Linked DNA regions of Homo sapiens: region 1 is linked to region 2. The links are chromatin contacts, found by Hi-C in ENCODE. All regions are on one chromosome and are shown on one strand. The core of a region is the stretch at or near the end of the contact, and the rest is flanking DNA. Distances in the headings are between cores, read along the strand shown.

Region 1 (5,127 bases), core at 2,281-4,780, 640 kb after region 2:
TGCTCTTGTTGCCCAGGCTGGGGTGCAATGGTGCGATCTTGGCTCACTGCAACCCTTCGCCTCCCAGGCTCAAGTGATTCTCCTGCCTCAACCTCCTGAGTAGCTGGGATTACAGGCACCCGCCACCACATCTGCTAATTTTGTATTTTTAGTAGAGACGGGGTTTCTTCATGTTGGTCAGGCTGGTTTTGAACTCCCAATCTCAGGTGATTCACCTGCCTCAGCCTCCCACAGCGCTGGGATGAGAGGCATGAGCCACCATGCCCGGCCCATCTTAACCATTTTGAAGTGTAAAATTTGATGGCGTTAAATGCAGTCACATTGTGGTGCAACCATCTCCACCATCCGTCTCCAGAACTTTTCCATCATCCCAAACTCAAATTCTGTCCTGACCCCACTAAACACTATGTCCAGCTTCCTCCCCCAGGCCTGGCACCCACCATTCTGCTTCCATCTCTCTGAATCTGAGGACTCTGGGGACCTGATGTGGGTGGGATCCTGTGGTTTTTGTCTTTTGTGTCTGGCTTATTTCACTGGGCATAATGTCCTTCAGGTTTATCCACATTGGAGCATGTGTCAGGAGTCCCTGCATTGTTGCTTTTTTTTTTTTTTTTTTGAGACAGAGTCTCGCTGTGTCACCCAGGCTGGCGTGCAGTGGTGTGATCTCGGCTCACTGCAAGCTCCGCCTCCTGGAGTTCAAGACCAGCTTGAACTCCTGGGTTCATGCCATTATCCTGCCTCAGCCTCCCCAGTAGCTGGGACTATAGGCACCCGCCACCACGCTCGGCAAATTTTTTGTATTTTTAGTAGAGACGGGGTTTCACCATGTTAGACAGGATGGTCTCGATCTCCTGACCTCGTGATCCGCCCACCTCGGCCTCCCAAAATGTTGGGATTACAGGCATGAGCCACCGTGCCTGGCTTGCCTGGAGACATTTCTACTGCTACCTTACCGATCAGGGTATCCAGTATCTCCGTGATTACCTTCATCTGTCCCTGGAAACTGTGCCTGCCACCCTACGCTGCAGCCGTCCAGGGACTGGCAGGCCTCGGCCTAAAGGTCTGGAGGGTGGGCGACCTGCAAGACTCACAAGAGGGGAAGCCGACAGACATACCTACAGACGGAGTGCTGTGCCCCTGGTGCCGATAAGAAAGCTGAGGCTCGGGCTGGGTCAGCAACCGAATTCCAGTTTAGAGGCAGATTTGGTCGTGGACATGGCCAGCCACCTCCGTAAAATTAGAGAGGATTATTTTGCATTGAATACACTCACAGCCAAAAAACAAAAAAAAAAGAGTCAGGGTCTTACTTTGTCAACTAGGCAGGAGTGCAATGATGCCATCATAGCTCACTGCAGTCTCTAATTCCTGGGCTCAAGTGATCCCCCCGCGTCAGTCTCCCAAGTAGCTAGGACACCATACCAGGGTTTAAAATTAATTGTTTGTAGCCAGGGGGTCTTGCCATCTTGCCCAAGCTGTTCTCCAACTCCTGGGCTCCAGTGATCCTCCTGCCTTGGCCTCTCAAAATATTGGGATTACAGGCATAAGCCACTGTGCCCAGCCAGCTCTTTTGGATATATACCCAGAAGTGTGTGATTGCTGAATCATAGGGTAGTTCTATTTATAACTTTTTATTTTTTTTATTTTTTTGAGGCAGAGTCTCACTCTGTCTTCCAGGCTGGAGTGCCGTGGCATGATCTCGGCTCATGGTGGTTGGGCCTGGCCGCAACACAGCCCTCATCAGCGTCCCATGCCAACCAAGCACAACTCTGCACCTGTCCCTGGCCAGCACTGTGGGACAAGAGTCCAGTCCAAAGTGACAGAGTCTCTGTCTGGAAGGAAGATGGCCTCCCTGCTCAGCCACATCACATCACCTTGACTTTGCTGGGCCCTGGCCTTCCAAGGTGGAAGCCAGCAACCTAGATGCCTTGGGCTTGTCTCCTAACATCAAGCAGTGAGGGTCAGGGTCAAGAGAGGCGGCTGAGCTACCAGAAGGAAGCCCAGGAGTGTCCACGCCGGCAGACACATGCATCAGTTCTGTGCACACGTGTTCACGTTTATAATTATCCAGTTAATTAAAAAAAAAAAACAGCATTATAGGCTGGGCACAGTGGCTCATGCCTGTAATTGCAGCACTTTGGGAGGCCAAGGCAGGCAGATCACCTGAAGTCAGGAGTTCAAGACCAGCCTGACCAACATGGCGAAACCCCGTCTCTACTAAAAATACAAAAATTAGCCAGGCATGGTGGCAGGTGCCTGTCATCCCAGCTACTCGGGAGTCTGAGACACAAGAATTGCTTTAGCACAGGAGGCAGAGGTTGCAGTGAGCCAAGACTGCACCATTGCACTCCAGTCTGGGCAACAGAGAGAGACTCGGTCTCAAACAACAACAACAGCAACAAAACCCACAGCATTATTGTGATAGAATTCACATACCATGCAACTCTCCCATCTAAAGTGTACAACCTGGTTGGGCGCGATGGATCATGCCTGTAATCCCAGCACTTTGGGAGGCCGATGTGGGAGGACTGCTTGAGGCCAGGAGTTTGAGACCAGCCTAAGCAACATAACAAGAATCTGACTCTACAAAAAACACAAAAACTAGCCAGGTGCAGTGGTACATGCCTGTGGTCCCAGGTAGTTGGGAGGTTGAGGTGGGAGGATGGCTTGAGCCCCGGAGGTTGAGGCTGCAGTGAGCTGTGATCATACCAGTGCACTCTAGCCTGGGTGACAGAGTGAGATCCTTTCTTAAAATAAGTAAATAGGCCGGGCACAGTGGCTCATGCCTGTAATCCCAGCACTTTGGGAGGCCAAGGCGGGTGGATCACCTGAAGTCGGGAGTTCGAGACCAGCCTGACCAACATGGCGAAACTGCGTCTCTACTAAAAATACAAAATTGGCCAGGCGTGGTGGTGCATGCCTGTAATCCCAGCTACTCGGGAGGCTGAGGCAGGAGAATCGCTTGAACCTGGGAGGCAGAGGTTGCAGTGAGCTGAGATCATGCCATTGCACTCCAGCCTGGGCAACAAGAGTGAAACTCCATCTCAAAAAAAAAAAAAAAAAAAAACCAGAAAAAGTAAATAAAAATTGAAGTGTACAATTCTATGGTTTTGGGTATATTCACAGTTGTGCAGCCATCCCAAGTCAATTTTAGAACATTTTCAGCACCTCAAGGAGGAAGCTTGGTACTTTTTAGCTCTTCTCCCCACCCCCGCCGTGCTGCTTCTGTCTCTGTGGGTTTCATAGGAACTGAGTCATGTAACATGTGGAACATTTGTGTCTTGCGTCTGTCACTTAGTACGGTGCTTTTGAGGCTCACCCACACCGCAGCGTGAGTTAGAGCTGTGTCCTTTCTGATTGCCAAGTAATATCTCATTGCATGGTCTAGCTGGGTTGACATCCCATTGCACACTCTAGCTGGGCTGTGAAGGAGCAGGCTGCTTGTGCACATGGGTAACAGATGGATGTACAGTGAGACGTCAGTCTGTGCACATGGGTAACAGGTGGGTGCACCGTGAGGTGTTGGTCTATGCACATGGGTAACAGGCGGGTGTGCAGTGAGACGTCAGTCTGTGCACATGGGTAACAGGTGGGTGCACAGTGAGGTGTTAGTCTGTGCACATGGGTAACAGGCGGGTGTGCAGTGAGATGTCAGTCTGGTGCGCGTGGGTAACAGGCAGGTGTGCAGTGAGGCGTCAGTCTGGTGCACGTGGGTAACAAGTGGGTGTGCAGTGAGGCGTCAGTCTGTACACGTGGGTAACAGGTGGATGTGCAGTGAGGTGTCAGTCTGGTGCACGTGGGTAACAGGCGGGTGTGCAGTGAGATGTCAGTCTGTGCACATGGGTAACAGGTCGGTGTGCAGTGAGACGTTGGTCTGTGCACATGGGTAACAGGCAGGTGTGCAGTGAGATGTCCTCTCCTCCTGCCGGCCACACGTCCCCGCTCCCAGGGCACAGATGTGCCAGTCACTTTCTGAGCAACTACTTCAAATCTTCAGAACAACCCTTCAAGAAGTATTTCTAGTTTACTGATGAAGATAGACAGACAGATATAAACAACTTGCCCAAAGCCACGTTGCCAGTCAGGGCCACTGAGGCCTGGCCCGTTCCAAGGTGCGGGCTCATCTCTCCCTCCCCAGGACTGCAGGAATCAGTCGGGGGAGCGGCAGGCCCCAGCCATTCCACTGCGTGCAGGTTTCCTGCCAATTAAGCTTTCCAGCCTTGGGCTGAGAAGAGGATGCCTGTGTGTTGCCTCATCGTCCCCAGGAGTTCCTGTCCTGTCTCTAAGATGCATGAGGGCTGGAGCAGCCATGTGGTTACAGAAAGCTGCTCCCCCTCAGGGCCCCCAGAGGAAGTCAGGGCCCTTCCTTTATGCGTGTGGTGAGCCCCAGGCAGCTAGAATGGGACACCGGTGAGCACACCAATGAGGCTGAAGACCATCACATCCATTATCTGAGCACGGATGGCCCAGCTACCTGTGGAAAGCACCACAAGCCTTTGCTGGCGGAAGTGGGTTGGTGACTTGTTCCACTTTTCTCTTATTTATTTATTTATTTTGAGACGGAGTTTCGCTCTTGTTGCCCAGGCTGGAGTGCAATGGCACGATCTCGGCTCACCACAACCTCCACCTCCCGGGTTCAAGCGATTCTCCTGCCTCAGCCTCCCTAGCAGCTGGGATTACACGCATGCACCATCACGCCTGGCTAATTTTGTATTTGTAATAGAGATGGGGTTTCTCTATGTTGGTCAGGCTCGTCTCAAACTCCTGACCTCAGGTAATCCACCCGCCTCAGCCTCCCACAGTGCTGGGATTATAGGCGTGAGCCACCGCTCTGTTCCTGGTTTTGTCTTCTTTCTCTTAAACAGGACCCCGCATTTTATGAGCGTCAAGCCTCACCCAGCCTAACTCCGCCCTTGGTTTGTCCTCTTAGAGTCTCAGTTTCCCCAGGTGTACGACAGGCAGTGTGGTGGCTGTAATGGGCTTCCATCAGTGCCTGCCACATGGGCGTGGGGCTCGGTAGGTGCTGCCGCTGCTGCTGCCAAAGCTAGAAGAGCCCCCACAGGGCATAGAGCCATTCCCTGGATCCCCTGGACCTGGTGGGCTGTTTCCAGCTCCACAAGGCAGCCAATT
Region 2 (4,766 bases), core at 1,419-3,918:
TATTATGCAGTTTTAAACAGCAGTATATAAGACAAAATAAAGAAAGAGGTGTGTCCTCAATTGAACATCCTGCTGAAAATCTGAACACCCAGCTTGAAATTTATCTGCCAGAAAAGACCCAGGTGACCACTGCCTCTTCCTCTCCCACTCAGCAGAGTGACTTTATTATGATAGTCCAACAGTACCTGCAAAAACAGTAAGTGATAAGACCCTAGTTAAGGCGACAGAATTAATCAACAAGCAGCATCATTTTCTACTTCCTACTCCTTCTGGCAATTTGTTTGCCTACCTATTCTGAGCCCCATATCCACCTCTCTGACCTTATCTCCAACTCTCCCCCGTGTTCACTAAGCTCTGGCTATTACTCACCCAACCCATCCTCTTTCCACTACCTCCCACCTACCCTGACCCTTTCTTCCCATTCCCTGGAACTTGACAAGCGCATTCCAGCCAGTTTCTGCACCAGCTGTTCCCTGAACCTGGAAGGATCTTCCCCTTTTCTTTGGATGGCTGGCTCCTTCTTTATACTTAAAGCTCAACTTAAGTGTCACTTCCTCAGAAAGATCCTCTTTGACTGCATCTACAGTTAAGACACTTTCAATCACATCACTCTTATTTTCTTCAGCGCTTGATCAAAATCTGGTTTACTGGGATATATATTATGTCTCTCTCTGTCCCCAGCTCCCACTCCGATGTAAGCTCCATGAAAGGGTGAACCTTTTGCTTGTGTTCACCTGTGTACACCCAGTGCCTGAAACACTGGCTAGCACTTAGGAGTCAATAAATGTTTGTTGAATTAATGAACTGTGAACTTTTTAGTCAATGGCAAACTAGGTTCTAAATCAGTTAAAGTGAGAACAGTAGTCATTCTTCTGTTGTATTTTTGTGAAACATCTAAACACGCTGTTACTGGTATAATCAAGCATTAAATATTCTGTTTTTTAGGGCCCGAAAGCCCTGAATAGGACTTCCTAGCATCAGATCTTCCTAGCACTATGCATATCAAGCTCAGTTACAGAAGGACAGGACTTACGGGCACTTTCTAATCAAAGGACTCCGAAAATGTAGGCACTATCTCTTAAAGTTCTTCAGAAAACAGTTTCAGATTCTACAAAAGATTTCCGAAGAATGTATCAACACCAAAAGGAAAATCATAACACTTCACTCTGATATCTGTCTGAGAGGCTAGAAGAGTGCTCCTTGATTTTTTTTAAACCAACAGCATATCAACAAAGAGGCCTTCTTTCCATTCTTTGCTTCAAATAATTTTTTCACATCCGTTATTGGTTTGTATTCGCCCTTAAACCAAAACTAAACAGATCACACTGTCTCATTTAGGACCCCCATACACAAAGAATCAGCTACGTAAAGATGAAAATCAGCACAAGCTGAACGTGTCACTGATGATTTGTGTGTCACACATAAATGGAGAAAAACATAAAAGAGCTATTGTCCAATTGTAGAAACAAAAAAGTAATATGGGGTTTTCTGTTCTCTGAAGTGCATCATGAAAAGTGGGTGGAGAGAAACACAGAAATCCAGAATTAGCCTAGCAAATCATTTTGGGAAGAGCTGACAACATGTAAATTCCTCACACATAAAGTATTTCGAGCAAGAGACCTTGATTCCTGGGCTATGATGCCATTCAGGATTCCTTGCAAAGGCTCTGGAATTCCAGTATTCATAAAAGAAAATGCTCATTATAATCGGAGCGTAAGAGGTACTCCCAACGTGACAGCCTGTATGAAGTATTACAAAGCTTACAGTTAAGATCTGGGATAGAGGCTGAACACCAAATTCAAAAGAGGTAACCAAGGCACTAAGTGCCATAAAGGAGGAAAGGGGAAGAAAAAAAAATCCACTATTGCCACTCAGCCACAGAGAATTAAAGTGGAAACCAGGGGTGTGCATGGGGGAGGATGAGGGGTGAGAAGTGCGGGGGGTGTGGTGGAGGAACAAACAATACATTTGTCACCCCGTCCCACTTCCTATAGAGGATACAGGCAAAGCCTCCAGCCTCATTACCTCGGACACAGATGGTTATCGTTTATAGCAAAGGTGCACAAAAAGGCCTTCAGGTCTGAGCCCCTTAATTCCAGGGCTGTTAATGATTAAAGAGAACGATGGGGGTGGGGAGGGAAATGAGGGCGGAGGGAGCTGGGAGATTCACCCACCACCTCCCCCTAGGGCTCCTACCTCACAGCGCTCACCCAGGACAGAGGACCAGAGTCTGCACCCCCTCCAGGGCAGCTCCAACCCCATATCCCCAGGCCCTGGGTTGAGGGGTGCTGGCGGTGGGGAGGCAGGGACAGTAGGTAAGTTTTCTGAGCCCTGCGGCTGACACGCCACAGGCTCCCCTCACAGCCTCTTCTTTCAGAGGTACCACTCCAGACAACGCGCTGACTTCCACTCCTCCCTTTCCACCCCCCTTTCTCGAAGGTACCCAACCCCCGCCCCTTCATCTCTCAATGCCCCCCCGCCTTTTCCTCAACTCCCCCCCTCCCCAAAACTCACAGCTGCTCCAGAGGTTCCTCCAGTCAAACCCTTTCTGGAAACGACGGCGGCCCGGCGGGTCCAAACCACCTACCATCCCCGCTCGCGTTTCCAGGCTCCCTACCCCCGCCGCCGCCGCCTCTTCTTCCACCACTGCCACCGCCTCCTCTTCATCTGCGGCCCACCGGCGGCGGCCGCCCCGAAGCCCCGCCCCCTCCATCGCCTCCTGCATCATCACTTCCGGTAACCCCGCCGGCCGCCAGCTCCAGGAGGGAGAATGGGAGAGGGGCAAGGAGGGAACGAGTGGAAGATTGCGTCACGACGCACATAAAGACGTACGAAGCCGTCGCCAAGTAAGGGCAAAGACCTAGCAACCCGGAGGGAGCTGGGCTGGACCATTTTTTTTTCTTGTTTTACGGGAATGGAGCGGGGAGGATAATGAAAGCGTAAAGGAAAAATAGGGGGAGGAGGAGCTCAGCTTATTGTTGGATGCGGCGGGAGATGGGTAGAGTCAGTCAGTCGAGACTCCCCCAGACCTGGAACTGGTGCTCCCACAGAGGTGGGCCCGGTGGTTTGGTCCGGCCTGGCCTACTGGACCAGCCTGTGCTCGGTCGGCCACGGCTCTGCTGGGCTCCTGGCGCCGCCTCCTCCCAGCCCGCCGCGGGCTGCGCGCTTCTGTGGGTGGGGGAAGGCAGGACTGACGCAGAGTGAGTGTAGGGGATGGAGGCGCCGACTCCAGGCGCGGGAGACTGGCGGGGAAGGGGTTGGCTCCCCACGGGCAGGGATGGTTTGGAGGTTGGGCTGCGGCGTTGCCGGGAGACGGGCCTGTGTGACCCCAGCTTCGCGGGGGCGGCTCGGTGTCATCGCCACCGGCCTCGGGGACCTGCCTCACGGAAGTGGCTCGCGCGTCCAAGAGGGGAGGCCTGGTGTGGGGACGCTCAGGTGCCGGCGTGGGGCCCCCTCGGAGGCTGTGAATCTTTTGGACCCCCGAATGTAAATGGGAGATGGTAGGGGCCGGTCCGGGGGCGAGAGGTGTCTGGCTGGGGAACGTTGACCCACACCAGGTCCCGTACAGGAACGGAGACTCCCTAGGACCGTGAGAGCCAGCTTCGTAATTCTCTTGCTCTTCAAACCTGAGAGTAGGGTGTTGCTCCGTTACCTTCCATTCGTGTGCAGGAGAGAGTTAAGTAAATCAATAAAGAAGGTATCAGCAAGTGAGAAATGCCCCCCAAAGACCGGATGAGGTGACAGAAGATGGGGGGAGGGCCCCTCGAAATCGGGTAAGGTCGTTCAAAGGAGGCCACGGTTTTGCGGGGATCCGAGACAATGGGTTTTCTGGGTGGAGAGAAGAGCCAATGAGAAGGACTTTTAGGTTGGAAACAGCCAGAAGGCCATGTGGCTGAAGCAAACAGAGCCAGGGCCGGAGTGCCCTGTGATGTAGTTGGGGAAGTGGCATGACTGTAGCAGCGCCTTTTAGCCCAAGGCAGGGGTTTGGCTAATGTGTACCTTAAGGGTTTTAAGAAGGGAAGTGACCTGACCTGATTTACATTTTTAAAAATCCGCTCTGCCTGCTGGATAGAGAAGGGTGGAAGTAGTTAGACCTGTTAGGAGACTGTTGCACTGTAAGACAAAGGAGAGGTGAAGATAGTGTTGAAAGGGCCGGCCGGGCGCGGTGGCTCACGCCTATAAACCCAGTACTTTGGGAGGCCTAGGCGGGCGGATCACGAGGTCAGGAGATCGAGATCATCCTGGCCAACATGGTGAAACCCCATCTCTACTAAAAATACAAAAATCAGCTGGGCGTAGTGGCACGCGCCTGTAATCTCTGCTACTCAGGAGAATCGCTTGAACCCGGGAGGTGGAGGTTGCAGTGAGCCAAGATCGCGCCACTTCACTCCAGCCTGGGCAACGGAGTGAGACTCCGTCTTAAGAAAAAAGAAAAGGCCCTCAGTCACAGTGGAAATGGAGAGAATTCCATTCAGCATATATTTGGGAGGTAGTGCTTGCAGGACTTGCTGGGGAATTGGATGTGAAGTGTGTAGGAGAGGGAGGAACCAAGGTTAACTCCCTACGGGAAAACAGTTTAGAAAGGAATATCGAAAGTTCTCTTTTGAACATATTAAGTTTGATAAGTCTATTAACAAGTCAAATGAAGTTGTCAAGAAGTTAGATATACAAGTCGGGGAAAAATCATAGTTGGAGATAATAAATAAGGAAGGCAGGGAGGAGCTCCCAGATCACCTAAGAAGAGCGTGTAAATAAAAGAGGAAGAC

What was found. A loop is a pair of places that touch in the nucleus more often than their neighbours do. Pooled maps may share reads with other maps.
Region 1: a loop to region 2 is called in a pooled map, with 5 times the contacts of the local background. The contact joins the enhancer-like site here to the promoter of DCUN1D3 in region 2. A Hi-C loop is called at or near these places in 2 of 168 maps with a recorded cell type or tissue (B cell and ascending aorta) and 7 of 50 pooled maps.

The regions. Positions count from the first base shown.
Region 1 is chr16:21,537,566-21,542,692 of GRCh38, forward strand. It overlaps the pseudogene LOC646828. Among named protein-coding and RNA genes, the nearest start is that of MIR3680-1, 34 kb to the left of the region's middle. RefSeq lists enhancers at 439-940, 941-1,440, 3,447-4,185, 4,258-4,307. Within about 2 kb of position 3,531, at least 3 of the 41 ENCODE cell types and tissues checked have a DNase peak (open chromatin) inside an H3K27ac peak, as active enhancers do.
Region 2 is chr16:20,897,690-20,902,455 of GRCh38, forward strand. DCUN1D3 (defective in cullin neddylation 1 domain containing 3) reads right to left here and starts at 2,669. Exons shown (of 3, transcript NM_173475.4): 1 at 2,515-2,669. LYRM1 (LYR motif containing 1) reads left to right here and starts at 3,082. Exons shown (of 4, transcript NM_001128302.3): 1 at 3,082-3,200. RefSeq lists enhancers at 2,229-2,278, 2,488-3,273, 3,274-4,059.